2 separate regions of the Homo sapiens genome follow, and region 2 is linked to region 1. Evidence: read pairs that join two places in POLR2A ChIA-PET (ENCODE). Cell type or tissue: OCI-LY7. All regions are shown on one strand.

Region 1 (8,000 bases):
GAGCATTGCAAGCTCAAATTTTTAAAATAAAAAATTTTACAATTCCTATATTAGTTTCATTCACCAATCACTACACTAAGTCCCGAAGCAAATAAAATGTATATATTCAAAATTTATGAAGGAAATAAATTAAAAATTTGAATGACAAAAAATTCAGTCTTTTGGCCAGGTGCGGTGGCTCATGCCTATAATCCCAGCACTTTGGGAGGCTGAGGCAGGCGGATCACTTGAGGTCAGGAGTTTGAGACCAGCCTGGCCAACATTGTGAAACCCCATCTCTACTAAAAATACAAAAATTCGCTGGGCATGGTGACGCACACCTGTAATCCCAGCTACTCTGGAGGCTGAGGCTGGAGACTCGCTTGAACCCGGAGGCAGAGGTTGCAGTGAGCCGAGATCACGCCACCGCATTCCAGCCTGGGTGACAGAGTGAGACTCCATCTCAAAAAAAAAATTCAGTCTTTCTAAGACAGGGAAATATGCAGTGTACTTTCAGTAGAATGATTATCAAACCACAAAGGACTTAAAAAACAACAACAACCCTTTAGCCATGGTTATTAAGATGAAATAATTACTGAAATTCTTATTTAAATTTCCTATATCAGCTATCCTTCTAGATATGAGGCATCCAAGTGAAGAATTTCAATTTTAAAGGAATTATTATTATTGTTATTATTATTTTTAGAGACACGGTCTTCCTTTATCACCCAGGCTGGACTGCAGTGGTGCTATCATAGCTTACTATAACCTCAAACTCCTGGGCTCAAGTGATCCTCCTGCTGTAGCCTCCACAGTAGCTGAGACTACAGGCGTGTGCCACCATGTCTGGCTATTTAAAAACATTTTTTTTATAGAGATGGGGTCTTGCTATGTTGCCCAGGCTAGTCTCAAACTCCTGGCCTGAAGTGATCCTCTTGCTTTGGCCTCCCAAAGTGCTGGGATTCAAGGCATGAGTCACCATGCCTGGCTAGGAATTTTTATTTGTTTTTTGAGATAGGGTCTCACTCTGTTGCCTAGGCTGGAGTACAGTGGCGGGATCTCTGCTCACTGCAGCCTCCACCTCTCTGGCTCAAGCAATCCTTCCACTTCAGCCCCCCAAGCAGCTGGGACTACTGGCAGGCACCACCACACCCAGATAATTTTTGTATTTTTTGTAGAGATGGGATTTCGCCATGTTGCCCAGGCTGGTCTTGAACTCCTGAGCTCTAGTGATCCACCCGCCTTGACCTCCCAGAGTGCTAGAATTATATTTTTCTGAAATTATTTTAATAATCCCATAAATTATAAATTATAATCTCTTCAGAAATCATGTGAATCAATTAAGAAGGAATATGACCCTAAGATAAGGTTTAAGAGTAAAAATAGTAGTTAGAATTAAGTTCAGTTGCAAGTGAGTAAAACTAAAAATAGCAAATAATGGATTAAACACACAAGGTTTCATTCTCTATAAGTTTGGAAATTGGCATTTTAGGTGGGATTTCAGGTGGGATGGAGGTTCCACAAAGTCATCATGGACATAAACTCCTTCTGGTTGGTCACTACACCATACCTAGGGTGGTCCTCATCCTCCGGCTGAAGATGGTTGCTAGATTCAACCATCACATCTATGTTCCAGGTAGTAGGAGGGAAGAAAGGGAAAAGAAGAGGCCAGTCTCTCTCTTTGAAGAAAATTTCACAGTTACTTTTCTCATTTGCCAGAATATTGGCTGCAAAGGAAGACAGGAATTATAGTCTTTTATCTGTGTATAGTTTAATATTGGATAAATTTGGGGTTCTTTTACTAAGATGGAAGGAGAAAATGGATGATGAGGCAAGCAGCTAGGAGTCTCTGGCATACACACTTAAATATATTTCTTTTAATAAGATGGTTAGGTCTGACATTAATTACTAATAAGTTTGAATTATTGGTAAAGATATTTAATTGTACTGTAGATTCAGTGTTCTTTAAATGCTTGCTTTCTCTATGTAGAGAACACTTCTGTCACTTGCAACCAAAGAAAGACTAACTCATGGTCAGTAATCAGGGATTTGTTCTATTATTTAAGCTCTCTGTTTCACTAAGAGAAGCATCTCAGCAAATTCTAACACAAATTTGTAAATATATTCATTCAATCATTCATACAATAAACATACTGAATGCCTAGGTACTAGGAAAAAAAAACCCATAATTTTTGAATTCAAAGTGTTCAGTCTGGTAGAAAAAGATGGTGATAAAAAATTTTAAATGTATGAAAGTGTTATAGGTGCAGTAAAAATATATGTATCTGGTGTTGTGGGGTACAGTAGAGCAAGATATCAATTCTACAAAAATGAGATTAAAGGGTATGCATCCAAAGTAAGGCATACATTGATGGTGGAATTCAATTAAAAATGATTACATAATTTAAAATACATCAAAAGGTACAGAGAATAACACAATGGCTATCAATTTATGCACCATCTGCCTATGAAACAAGATATTTTGAATATAATTACAAGATACAATTCTGATTTTCATATGCAGTTTGAAATTATTAGCAGTTTGAAATTATTAGTAATGATGTATGTAGGTGTGTCAAAAACTAAAAATCTTCCACGAAGAGGTTGTTATTGTCACCGTCACCAAATCAGAGAATTAAATAGTAAGAATTTTCCTGAAATTGAAAGTGTTAGACAAAGTTTTAGGAATATTTTAATATATTCTAAAGCAATGGCATTTGTCATTTTATAATTCTCATTTACTTTTGTATTAGAGAGTCTCTTAGAATTAGACATAATCTTTTTTCAAATTTGCAGCTTATTTTTTATGTGGCAAAGGGAAAAGGACTAAAAAAATGTCTTGGAGGGAGGGGTAGGGTGTGGTGGAGAGGGCGTGAACTTCCCTTGACTCAGAAGAGGAAAGTGGTAATTTTCCTCCCTTTACCATGAAAGTATTTGTAATTTTTGAAGTAGCTTTTTCTACAAAACATATGTATTTAAGGAATATTTCTTATATATTCAAAACCTGCAATTTAGTAGGCCTATGGTAAGTACTTCAAAGGAACTTGGAGTTTACTGCCAAAGCTCTGTTTGGAAACGCTTGTGCAGGGAAAGCATCAGGAAGGAAGATACCACATCTGTAGAAAAGCAGCCTCCCTCTTTGTATAGTTTCTTTACATTATTAAAAAATTAACATAATTCAGACTAATATGGCTAGCTGGGCTGACAAGGAAAGACTCCCTACCTTTACAAAAATATACAAATGTGGGATAATAACTTTAAAAATTGAAAAAATGTATTTTGTCAAGCTTGAAAGCAAGAAAGGGAAATCAGCTAGGTATGGTGGCTGCAATCCTAGCACTTTGGGAGGCTGAGGCAGAAGGCTCACTTGAGCCCAGAAGTTTAAGACCAGCCTGGGCAACATAGAGATGTCCCATTTCTATCAAAAATAAAAAAAAAAAATCCAGGCATGGCAGCGTTCACCTGAGGTCCCAGCTACTCGGGAGGCTGAGGTGAAAGGATCACTTGAGCCCAGGGGATTGAAGCTGCAGTGAGCTGTGATCATGCCACTTCCACTGTGGCCTGGGCGACACAGTAAAACCCTGTCTCAAAGAAATTTTTTTTTTAGCCATCGAAACAACAACAATAACAAAAAAAAAAAAAAAGAAAGAAAGAAAAAAGAAAAGGAAATCACTAGCTTTTAGAAAAAGGAAAACAAAAAACCAGAGCATTACAGGAAGCTGAAGTCAAGTATATACTGAAGCCCAGTGGCTCACATGAGTACTGGAACTTGATACATGTTGTGAGACTCAAAGACTTAGAAGGAATAGATTATTGACAAGTGCAAAAACATGGATGAATCCTGAAATGATTATACTGAGTAAAAAAAGCAACACAAAAAAAGAATACATACTATATGATTCCATTTATAGAAAATTCTAGAAAATGCAAACAAATCTCTAGCAACATCAGTGAGTGCCTGAGGACATGGAGGGGTATGAGTCAGAGTAGGAGGGAGAGATTACAAAGGGGCATGATGGATATGTTTACTCTTGATTGTGGTGATGGTTTCACAGTTGCGTACATATGTCAAAACTTGTCAAATTGTACACTTTAAATATGAATAGCTTATTGTATGTCTGTTATATCTCATGAAGATGTTAAAAAGGACAAACAAAATCAACATCCAAGCAAGTTCAACAGATCCTTCTTCTCACTTATATGTATGCAATTTATTTGCTGAAGAAACTTGGTGGTATGTCCTATAGAGTTTCCCACATTCTGGATTTTATTGATTGCAAAAAGGAATCCTTATCTTTTTTTTTTTTGAGACAGGTATTGCTTTGTCACCCCCTTATGGCTCACTGCAGCCTTGACCTCCCAGGTTCAAGCGGTCTTCCTACCTCAACCTCCCAAGTAGCTGGGACCACAGGTGCGTGCCATCACCCCTGGCTAATTTTTAAATTTTTTGTAGAGATGGGGTCTAGCTATGTTTCCCAGGCTGGTCTCAAACTCCTGGGCTCAAGCAATCCTCCTGCCTCGGTCTCCCAAAACGCTGGGATTACAGGCCTGAGCCACCATGCCTGGTCAAGAATTCTTATCTTTTAGAGCTTTATATGATGAAGTATTTATGGGTGATATCCATGTGAGGGGTGGGGAAGGAGATTGGCCACATATTGATAATTGTTCAAGCTGAATGACTGACTCATGAAGGCTCATTATACTCTTCTCTCTACTTTTTATGTGCTTAAACATTTTTTATAAGAAAAAGTTGAAACAAGTCCTGGGGCCTATCTTAGAGGTACTGAATTTCTTGGGGGTTGAGCATAGAGATATGCATTTTTATAAACTCCCAAGGTGATTTTGTTATACACTACAGAGGATCACTGCCCCACATAAAAGAAAAGGACTCCTATGGTGAGATGAATTTCAGACACCTACCATAATGTATGGGAAAAACCATTTTTGGTAGGTGTCCTTTACATTAAGTATCAAATTCTAAAAGTAGTAGAGGCTGGGCATGGTGGCTCATGCCTGTAATCTCAGCACTTTGGGAGGCCACGGTGGGCAGATCACTTGAGGTCAGGAGTTTGAGACCAGCCTGGCCAACACGGTGAAACCCCGTCTGTACTAAAAATACAAAAATTAGCCAGGTGTGGTGGTGGGCACCTATAATCCCAGCTACTTGGGAGGCTGAGGCAGGAGAGTCACTTGAACCCGGGAGGTGGAGGTTGCAGTGAGCCAAGATCGCACCACTGCACTCCAGCCTGGGTGACAGAGTGAGACCCTGTCTCAAAAAATAAAAAATATAAAAAATAAAAGAAATAAAAGTAGTAGGCTAGCTATTCTTCCTCAAGAGACATTTAGGGCCAGGCGCAGTGGCTCATGCCTTTAATCCCTCCCAGCACTTTGGGAGGCTGAGGCGGGTGGATCACCTGAGGTCAGGAGTTCGAGACCAGACTGGCCAATGTGGCGAAACGCTGTCTCTACTAAAAAAATACAAAAATTAGCTGGGCATGGTGGTGCGTGCCTGTAATCCCAGCTACTCCGGAGGCTAAGGCAGGGGAATTGCTTGAACCCGGGAGGCGGAGGTTGCAGTCAGCCGAGATTGCGCCACTGCACTCCAGCCTGGGCAGCAAGAGTGAAACTCTGTCTCAAAAAAATAAAATAAAACAGGCATTTAGATCTCTGCCTGCCTCTTCTACTGCTGAGGAAATTTTCTGCTCCCTATATACATATTTTATTGTGTTCTTAGTCTTAAATGGGCGATTGCAACACAGGTTTGGTTTATCATATAAGCTCATTATGACTTGTCCAGATTACTCTGAATTTCAGCCCTACATAAAACCGTGAAATAAAAAAGGTTTTCTTCTGTATCTCCAGTTTTACCTGTTACATCTTTCGCTCTCTCGGTGATTTCTCCCTTCCTCCAGTAGCCAGTGCCTCTTTTCCAAATCTTCCTGTTAGTAAAAAAAAAAAAGACTAAAAAATCATGTGATAAACTCATTTATATAAGATTAGTGATTCGAGTCATGAAGTGCTCTTCTTGGGCAAAGTTGATTTAAATAGGGCACAGGATTTAAGTCAAAGTGAAAAAAAAAAAAAGTGTAACGATGGGCTTTCAGGCATCAGGTAGCCCAGTCAGGGAAGGATTTTTTGGTGTGGTCAAATTCCTTTCAAGACCCTGTAAAATCTTGCCAGACAGCTTGTTACCTTTCTATCATTGGAAACGTATCCTTGGAAGAGTCATATAATGCAACTAAAGTTATTTGTTCCATAGTATGCATGGAAAGATTTAGCTTTATCTGTAAGAAATACAAAGCCAAACTCGAACCTTCTTAAAAAGCTGTCAAAATCAGGCCGGGCACGGTGGTTCACGCCTGTAATCCTAGCACTTTGGGAGGCCGAGGCGGGTGGATCACCTGAGGTCAGGAGTTTGAGACCAGCTCGGCCAATATGGTGAAACCCCATCTCTACTAAAAATACAAAAATTAGCTGGGCGTGGTGGTGGGCACCTGTAATCCCAGCTTCTCAGGAGGCTGAGACAGGACAATCGCTTGAACCCGGGAGGCAGGGGTTGTAGTGAACCGAGATTGCGCCACTGCACTCCAGTCTGGGCAACAGAGTGAGACTGTTTAAAAAAAAAAAAAAAAGCTGTGAAAATTTATTGTCTCAGAGGAAGGGGTAGGCTTCAAGCTGGGTTTGAGTGCTTCCATCATGTGTCAGCTTCATCCTCAGGCTGGCTTCCTCATGGTAGCAAAGTGGCTGCAGTAACTATTGGACTCACATCTACCCATCACACTAGCCAGAGTAAGAAAAAGAGCACTTTTCATTTCCCAACAAACACAAGATATGGCCTTCCATGTGACTGGCACCAATTTAGACTCATGTCAGTGCCTATCAGTGAATACTGACAGGTCAAGTGAGAATGGGATTAGGCTGATTATCACAATCACTGTCCACACCTGGAGCGGGAGATGGGCCTAATCAGATCCTTGGCTGTCTTGCAATTGCAGAGGGGTGGAAATATATTCTGGGGAATCAATCAATATAATGCTCACTATAAAATCAATATGATATTCTGTACCATTAGATACCAGTTTAAACTCTTACATTATTGTTCAATGTTTAACTTGTTTCTAATTTTTTTTTTCTTTTTTGTGGAGACAGGGTATTGTTATGTTGCCCAGGCTAATCTTGAACTTCTGGGCTCAAGCAATTCTGCCTTGGCCTCTCAAAGTGCTGGGATTACAGGCATGAACCACTGCACCTGGTCTGTTTCCAATTTTTGATATTACATTTTAAACTAGGAGTTGCAGACATAAATGAGAGAAACAACACTGTAAGATACAATAGAGAATGTAGAGACTTTGGCAAAAGAGAGAATGCATGTCCTGCAGCTGATCGTTATCATGTAATAATGTAAGCTCACTGTTACCAAATCTTCCACTTTTTAAAGAGAAGCCCAAAATGCATGTATAATCTTCTGGTTTTTAACTTTGGATATGTGTTTTTTTAAGCACCATGTATGCCAAACAAAACATGTTTGTGGGTTTGATTTGTACCTGGGGCACCAGTTTGTCATGTTATGAATCATGCTGGAGTATTTTATAACACCATCTCTCAAAGTGAGAGTTTCAGTCCTTTCATGGACCAGGGCTGCTAGGATACGCTTAATGCAAATGAAGCCACAGTGGAAAGAGAAGTGAGCAGCACATACCACATGAAGAATGCTTTGTTATTAATTTTTTATTCCTTTTAGTTTCTCGACTAAAAGCCTGAAGATCTGTTAATAATTTTTTGGCATGTGCTTAGAATTGTTTTTCTGGTGGTAAGGATGAGTTTGCATCAGATCACCTTAATTGTCTTTTATCTAGGTTCTCTCATGACTTGTCTCTTATCTATGTTGTACTGTGAGGAAAAGTTCAGTTTTAAAGAATGACCCCTGTTGATGAGAGGTGTTACATGTGGCCATGGGACAGGATTTTTCTTTTCCTTATAGCAAGTTGGCACATGAAGATAGCATGCTCCACTTAAATAGA
Region 2 (8,000 bases), 150 kb after region 1:
CTAAGACTCCCTATAACAAAAGACAGAATAACAAGAGAAAAACATAGAAATTTATTTAAGTTTTACATGACATAGTGTTGCAGGTTTTCTTTAGTTCAGCTAAAGACGGGGTCCTTGTCTGTCCCACGCCACAGAAATTTCGGCTTGCAGATGGTTTGAAGGGTGAGTAAAGCAGGATTTTATTGGGTGAAAAGGAAGAAAAGGGGGAAGCAGGGACTCTCGCTAGGCCAGAGTGCTAGAGCGCCTCCCGCCGGCTCTTCAAATTCCAGGTTCCACACAGGAAGAGGAAGGGCCAGGTTCCTCCTGCTGCAAACAGGGCGAACTTCTCGAGTTCCACTCCAATGAGCATTACGGTTGGAGTTTTTCTGGGGCGGCCCTTGCACCTGGCTGTCTCATTCCCCTCTCTAAAGAAGTATATCTAACTGCTGTTAGATTAAGGATAAGGACTAAGACCGATCTTAACTGCTTCCTGCTGATAGGGGGTGCTGTTTTGGGGGAAATGGCAGAGCTCCCTCAGAGACCTATCTAAGGGTTTCCAGCAGAAGGGGCCATCGTCAGAGGCTCTGGTTGCATGATTGTTTGGAGTTTGATGGCCTGAAGGCAAGAATAGACAAACCGGGTTATTAGAAGACATATATAAAAATGAAACAAGGGCACAGGTAAGGGCAGCTCAAAAATCCCAAGGCCGGAGGGCAAAAGCCTGACTGGCAAAAACACTTTACCCTTTTGCTGGCATGTTGGGTTTTTGGGTTCCCTTTCCCTGAGGCCAATCCTAAGCCAACCAGTGTAAGGGCTGGGAAATTAACTCTTTCCAGTTTGGAGGATGCATCCGAGGGACGTGTCCCATAGTACAGAGACACAGTCACCTATCAGTGAAGAGAGGACAGAGGAGAAAAAAGGAAAAAAGAGGGTGCCTTTTAAAGGACTCCTAGGGGTCCAGGGTGTATTTTAAAGGGGAACAGACTGAAGATAAATGGCTACCCATCTAGAAAGAGGGGAGCAGGCGTCCCTGGTTCCCTTCTCTTCCTAGCAGATACCCAGGGTACCTGAGGGAGAGAGGGAAGAGCGTCCTCTTTCCGTCTTCTGTCCTTGCATCCCCGAGTTCTGGTGACCTTGGCAGGTGCCACCATGAGTACCAAAGCTGCTTGCACTCATGAAGCAGGGGGACCTGAGAATTGGAATTATCTGCTCTCACCTATGTCTCTTTCTCACCTACTGTCAGTAGCCTTGGAGTTCCCTAGACCTGATTTATGCCATGGATACTGATGTGGCCTTTATCCAAATAGGAAGCTTGGGCTTGGCTTAATAGGAAGGAATCAGCCACACTCACCTGCGCTGTGCCTTTTAACTTCCCTTATTGTCTGCCTTTGGATCCTTCAGATCCAATTTTCTTTCCTATGGCTTTGACCCAAAATTTGGAATTGAGTCTGGGGCAGAAATGTGTCTTAAGGGGGTTGAATGGACTCCTTATCATAAGCCAAATGCTAAGGTGAAACTGTGGAACTGAGTCCTCCTCCAACAAGGGAGAGGAAAGGATGTCTTGTGACACACCCAGATAACTGGTGCTAAGATCTGGGTACATGGTGCCTGGCTTTGTTTACCTCCCTTGGTCTTACTTTCCCAAAAGGAAACCTCTGAGTGATGATCATCCTATTTATTCCCATCATCTGGCAGGATTTGCAGGATAATTGCTCAGAACTAGAATATTGATCCAGACTTGTACATTACCCATCCCTTTTGTTCTTTCTGAGCTGCAGCCAGAAATTGCTGGTTAGTTCACAGGAACAAGCAGGGTTAGTCTAAAATGTAGGTGAAAACTTAAAAACAACGAATCAGTTTAGAATTTAATGGCAAATATAAGTTTTGAAACGTGATTTCTCTCTGTCTAGTCCTCATGTTAAAAAACAAATCGTCATAGGACTGAGTGGTTTGCAAAATAGACTTTAGTTTTATACTTGGCCTGATTATTTGCATAAAGTGCAGCAAGAATAATTATTTCTACATAGGCCTTTTGGATTGGTTTTGATGGAAGTTTGTTCCATAAGGAATCTCAGATAAGACCTTTTAAGTCTGAGCCTAATCATGGGTTTGTATCCTCAAACACTTGTGAGTTGGGTGATTCTCTCCTCTTAGGGTCCCAAGATAAACTTGGAGCTCCTGGACCTGTTAGCAAGTGACATTCTTTACTGACCACAGGTCAGGAACTCTGTACAGGGACTGTGTAGACAAGGGTAGGTGGCCAGTTTCTCACTGGGCTTTTATGGGCTCTGCAATTTGAGATTGACTCAGCCTCAGTAAAATAACCACTTTCTCCAATTGTGCTCTGTTGCAAAAGAAAAATGAATTCTTACTGCACTGATGCAAACAGCTATATTGCCATAAGAAGGCTCACAGATAGTTTTCAAATTCTGGCGGAACCAGGCAGAGAGAAACAAACATGCTCCAAATCTTGATCATAGGAATATACCTTACTCAATTATTAAAGGCCATAAATAGTTCAAAATAAGTTTCCTTGACTCTGAAAAACAAAGCAAGGATCAGCAGTATTCCAAGTAAAAGTCAAAAAGGTTGCTTTGGCTTTCTGAGTTCAGTGCATTTAGTTAACTCTTGTTTTGCTTGATATTCATGAATATTTCAGCTCTTCATGAGTCCTGTACATTTTCCTTTATTAAAATGTTACAGTCTCCAAAGTTATCAGAAGTCTGTGTTTGAGAGCGACTGTTAAAGTTCTATAGCTTATTATAAACCATCTTTTGAAAAGGATTAAAATAAGACAACAATTGTCTGTGAGTAGCAAAATACCCAGGGTGGTTACAGTTAGAAACACAATTGACAAATAAGTGTGGTTATTTCTGTGGTTTATGATAACTTAACATTGATTATGGTTGACAGCATATACTTAGACATTAGAATTTTAGAAATCCCGTATGATTTTTGAACATATATTATCATTATTCACAAAAATATAACCTAAAGAAGACAGAACATCATTTTGGCAATCCCATATACCTAAACATGTCAAATAATCCTGTTTACCTCTCTTTTTCTGGACACTTCAGGGTCCCCTGAAGTATTTGAAAAGCCAGGTGCTGGCTGGGAGTGGTGGCTCATGCCTGTAATCCCAGCACTTTGGGAGGCCGAGGCTGGTGAATCTCCTGAGGTCGGGAGTTTGAGACCAGCCTGGCCAACGTGGAGAAACTCCATCTCTACTAAAAATACAAAATTAGCAGGTTGTGGTGGCGCATGCCTGTAATCCCAGCTACTTGGGAGGCTGAGGCAGGAGAATCCCTTGAACTCGGTGGTGGGGTGGAGGTTGCAGTGAGCCGAGAATGTGCCATTGCACTCCACCCTGGGTAACAAGAGTGAAACTCCATCTCAAAAAAAAAAAAAAAAAAAGTGAGGTGCCAGGGAACACGGTTTTGAAACTGAAGTTTGATTTTGGGAAGGCTGTTAAATGTTCAAGGTTTAAAATACTTGAAGCCAGGCCTGGTGGCTTATGCCTGTATTCCTAGCACTTTGGGAGGCCAAGGTGGGTGAAACCCCATCTCTACTAAAAATACAAAAATTAGCTAGGCATGGTGGTGGGTGCCTGTAATCATAGCTACTTGGGAGGCTGAGGCAGAGAATTGCTTCAACCTGGGAGGAAGAGGTTTCAGTGAGCCAAGGTGGCGCCACTGCACTCCAGCCTGGGTGACAGAGTGAGACTCTATCTCAAATGAATGAATGAATGAATGAATCAATGTCTGAGAACTGAATGACAAGAAGGAACTCACCATAGTGACACAGGATTTTTCTTGGTCACTTTGCCAGTCGGAGACCTCTGGTTGGTAACACCCCTGTCCGGGTTTTGCTGGGCCTGGGTTCATCACAGGAGATGCCCCACACTTGGCCTGCCAGTTCATGCCCGGTCTGCAGTTTGTCATGGATCCCACGGCCACTGTGACTGTGTATTCAACCTCTGGTTGGAGGTGGGGTGTGAGCAAGCAAGTGTGGGGTCTGGCCAGTTGTTCCAAGTGCTGACACAGAAGCAGGCTTTGTGCAGTGCTTGTTGCTGGACTAGGCATGTCTCAAGCCCACTCCTGTGATGGTCTCTGATGTCCAGATAGAGGACACAGCACCCAGGCAGGGGTGCTGTGACTCCGAAGCCCCTGAGGGGGTGTTACAGCATGCTAATTAGCTCAAGGGGCTGAAAGAGCTGTTAACACACCGCCATCTGGAATGGATGGCGGTGTGTTAACCACTCTTTCAGCCCCTTGCCCCAGTTTGGCCTGTGGCTGCAGGCCTGGCTCAGCCCCATTGCTGCTTTCTGTTGTGTGGGGCAGCTGCCCTCTGCCAGCAGAGGGCAGAGGGCCACAATGTTACAGCCTTCTGTGTACCCAGTTTCAGTGGGTCCTGAGTTCTTGTCCCATGACCAAGAAGAATAGGATCACGCTGAGAATTGAAGAGTGAGGAAGGTGGAGAATTTAATTGAGCAATGAAACAGATCTCAGCAGAGAGGGGACACAAGGGTGGTCCCCTACCCAAAGTCAGGTGGCCTCTCTCCCATTGTGGCTGGGTCCAGGGCTTTTATGGGCTCAGATTGGGGAGTGTATGCTGATTGGTTTGTGAGTATGCAAAAAGATTAAAACAAAGGCAACACTCAAAGTTGGGCATGACAGTGTAAAATGTTAATTAGGGAAGGGGAGGTATATGTAAAATAGGCGAAGGCTGGGGATCAATCAGAGGAAAGTGTGCCAAATGGGAAGACAGATTCTCAGTCCGGTTGGTGGATTTGACTTGTAACTTGTCTTTCAGGCTTTAAACTGCCTTTTGGCTTGAAGGTGGGGTTTCACTGGGGACCTGCCCCTGTCTGCCTAGGATTTGTCTGCCTCCTGCCACTGTCAATATAAAGATCCAGGGAAAGACTTTTCAAAGGATCAGCTAATGTAAAAGTTCTAAGATACGGACAAGCTTGGATTGTTGTTAGGATTGAATTCTTGCTATCCTTATTGTTATTACCATAGTAATTATTTTTTCAGGATTTCCAGAGTAGTGGTAGATTAGGACACAGAAGCCACTTTTGCTGCTTCATTATTCCTGAACATTACTTGCATATTGTACTATAGGTTAGACTCTCTCATGCCTCATAGTGTTACATCAACAGCACAAAATGATAACAAGAAATAACACTTGTTATTACTGTGTACTGAGCATTTTTCTAAATACTTTACTTGCTTTTTGTGTCTGGCTTGGGACAGAATTTGGATTCAGAAAAGAGAGAGGTCTCAAGAAACAAGAGAGGAAGGAAAGTTAGAATGAATTGAGAGGAGCCATAATGGTAAAAAGACATGAAATGGTACTTCAGGTGAAGAGTTAAGGAGGAGCAGAAACTTTTCTCTTGATAAATCTGTTTTCCACATGCCAACTTCCTGTTTTTTATTTTCAGGCAAGAGATAGTTTGGAGAGAAGAGGCTTGCCCATAAGAAAAGGATAGGCTTCAGGTCAGGACAGGAGTTAGCTGTTCTCAGAAGTTTCTATGACTTGACTTTCGATACAGGGAAGTAAGCTACTTTTTTGATCTGTGCTAAGTGTAGGTTTGATATTAAAATATCAAATGTTTTCTTGCCCTCTCCTCCAAATATCTTCTTTGCTTTTGAGTGCCTTGACATTCCTTTAAGTTGGAGACAAAACTTTTAATCAACTATTAAAGTTAAAAAGCATAAAAGGAAAATTCCTATTTGAAGATGCATGTTGGTTTAAACCTACTTAAATCAAAGTATGATCAGTCAGTAAATAACCAAAAGTAACCAAATAATAAGAATAACTATTCTAACTGCAGAAAGATGAAAATTAACAAGGTTGTGGAGTACTTATAAAGTTGTGAGAAAATATCTGTTGGGGGCATTTTCTTTTTTTTTTTAACTTAGTGCTTCTGATTAGCATTGGCGTTCTTTAGTGTCACCTCTGCAGAGGTAAATAGAAGCTGCTTGGACATGTATTTTTTTTCATGTGATTTAATGTATCTGTAGCTTAGTGAGAATATTTGATTCTGTTACATGTTTTATATAGACATTCTTGTTGAAAATAACAGGTCTTGTAGGCAATGGTTCTCAATTCAGCTTTGCATCAGATTAACTTGTGAACCTTAAAAAAAAAAATCCAGATTCCTAAATCCTGCCCTAAGGATTAGGCATTAGTGTTTAAAATATAAAAAGCCTCAGGTCTGGTTTCCTCATTTATAGCCACTGTTGAGACTTGTAACTTTAGAGAATTTATAGAGATATCAGCATATTGTACTTTGTATTTAATATTTGATGATGGCATGCCATATTGAAAAAGGTTTTAGAATTTATTTGCATAAATGTGATGAATCTTTGTAATGTGACTTAGCCAACGCACATTTATTGAGCTCCTGTTTACATGTTGCTAAGCTGTAATGAATGCTAATATGAACCAGGCAATTTTCTTTACAAATACAGATTGATTTTTTAGTTATCTAAAATATGTGAATATTGGGAACAAGTAGTGTATTTTAATAAAAATACACTTATTTGAAACTCAGTTTTTAGGTGCAATATTTAGATTCTATATGAGATCAAAGTAGTTCAGATTCTGCTTGTATAGGAAACTAAGTGCAGATGAAATATTTTACCACTATTGTACAATTTTGTACTACAACATCAGAGTTGAGTTGTTTATACAAAACATTTGTCAACTTCTGAGAAAGACAGTTATATTGTTTGTAAATAAGAACAGTTTTATTTCCAATCTGTATACTTTTTCTTGCCGTAATGCACTGGACAGGGCTTCCATGGGATGTTGAATGAGAGTGGTGACAGTGGACTTTCTTCCTTCTTTCTCCATCTCAGGGGGAAATTATTCAGCCTTTTACCTTTAAACATAGTGTTACTTGTAGATTTTTCTTAGATACTCTTTATCAGGTTGAGGAAACGTGCTTGTATTACTTGTTTACTGAGCATTTTTAACATGAATGAATGCTGAATTTTCTCAAATGCCCTTTATTTTGATTATGACATTAATTGATATGAACATAAGGTCTTTCTTCTTTAGTCTATTAATATAGTGGATTATGCTGATTGATTTTTCCAATGTTGAACCAGCTTGGCATTCCCCAACTAAATCCTATTGGTTGTGATGTATTTTGTATGTGTATATGTATAAAATTTGTAATTTGGTTTATATATATTTGATTTGAAATATATTTGAATATATATTTATTTGAAATTGTTTTATGTATATGTATAAAATGATTCGATTTGCTAATATATATAATTTATAATTTGATTAGCAAATTAAATCCATATATATTTATATATGTAACCCACATATATATTTTTATACATATAGCAAATATATCTTTAACAAAAAATATAACAACTATATCTGTGGCTACCTATCAGGGATGGGTATAATATAGGAAGGCATATTGGTATGCATGTGGTTCCCCAACTGTATACAGTTGTAAAAATTCTTTGAGCTATATACTTTAGGTTCGTGTAAGGTAGTCAGTTAAGAGTCTAGCATCACTTGCTTATCTGTCTGTCCTAGAACCTCTGGTGTCTCAGGTTTTTCTGATGAAAAGAAATTGAGTTCTCCAAAAATAATTAGTAGGTTTCATCATATTAGTTAAAAATAATACTAGAGGAACATAAATTTAGAATATCCTGTGAAGGACAGTGCACCTTAAAAGTTTTCAGAACCTCAGACATGCTGTAGATCAAACACAACACGCCATTCTTCATTGCAGCTCTTTTGAATGCATTATTTAAATACTATCTTTCAATGTTTCCTTCAGATTTCTAATACTTAAATATACTGTTATATTTTTCTCAGTCTGAGGGAAAAGGCCATACCAATGCTGGAGATGCAATATATGAGGTGGTGAGTCTACAGCGAGAGTCTGACAAGGAGGAACCAGTCACTCCTACTAGTGGAGGGGGTCCAATGTCACCCCAGGATGATGAAGCAGAAGAGGGTAAGAAGTTGGACTTACTCAGTTT

Evidence for each region. ChIA-PET counts read pairs that join two places held together with the same protein. Peaks named below come from ENCODE experiments on the same cell type or tissue, not always from the same donor. Only the 100,000 strongest peaks of a DNase experiment are listed, where the experiment ranks them.
Region 2: POLR2A ChIA-PET joins it to region 1 with 6 read pairs; 1 of 35 experiments calls an interaction of 5 or more read pairs at or near these places.

What each region holds. Positions count from the first base shown.
Region 1 is chr1:174,149,780-174,157,779 of GRCh38, forward strand. RABGAP1L-DT (RABGAP1L divergent transcript) reads right to left here. Exons shown (of 4, transcript NR_121197.1): 3 at 5,848-5,918. Among named protein-coding and RNA genes, the nearest start is that of RABGAP1L-DT, 5.5 kb to the right of the region's middle. RefSeq lists an enhancer at 3,977-4,086. In OCI-LY7, no CTCF peak of the experiment used is centred here; DNase peaks (open chromatin) are centred at 3,722 and 7,622; H3K4me3 peaks cover 716 bases.
Region 2 is chr1:174,297,153-174,305,152 of GRCh38, forward strand. It overlaps RABGAP1L (RAB GTPase activating protein 1 like), which reads left to right. Exons shown (of 26, transcript NM_001366446.1): 11 at 7,834-7,975. Among named protein-coding and RNA genes, the nearest start is that of RABGAP1L, 140 kb to the left of the region's middle. RefSeq lists a silencer at 5,245-5,445. In OCI-LY7, CTCF peaks have their summits at 455 and 655; a DNase peak (open chromatin) is centred at 4,419.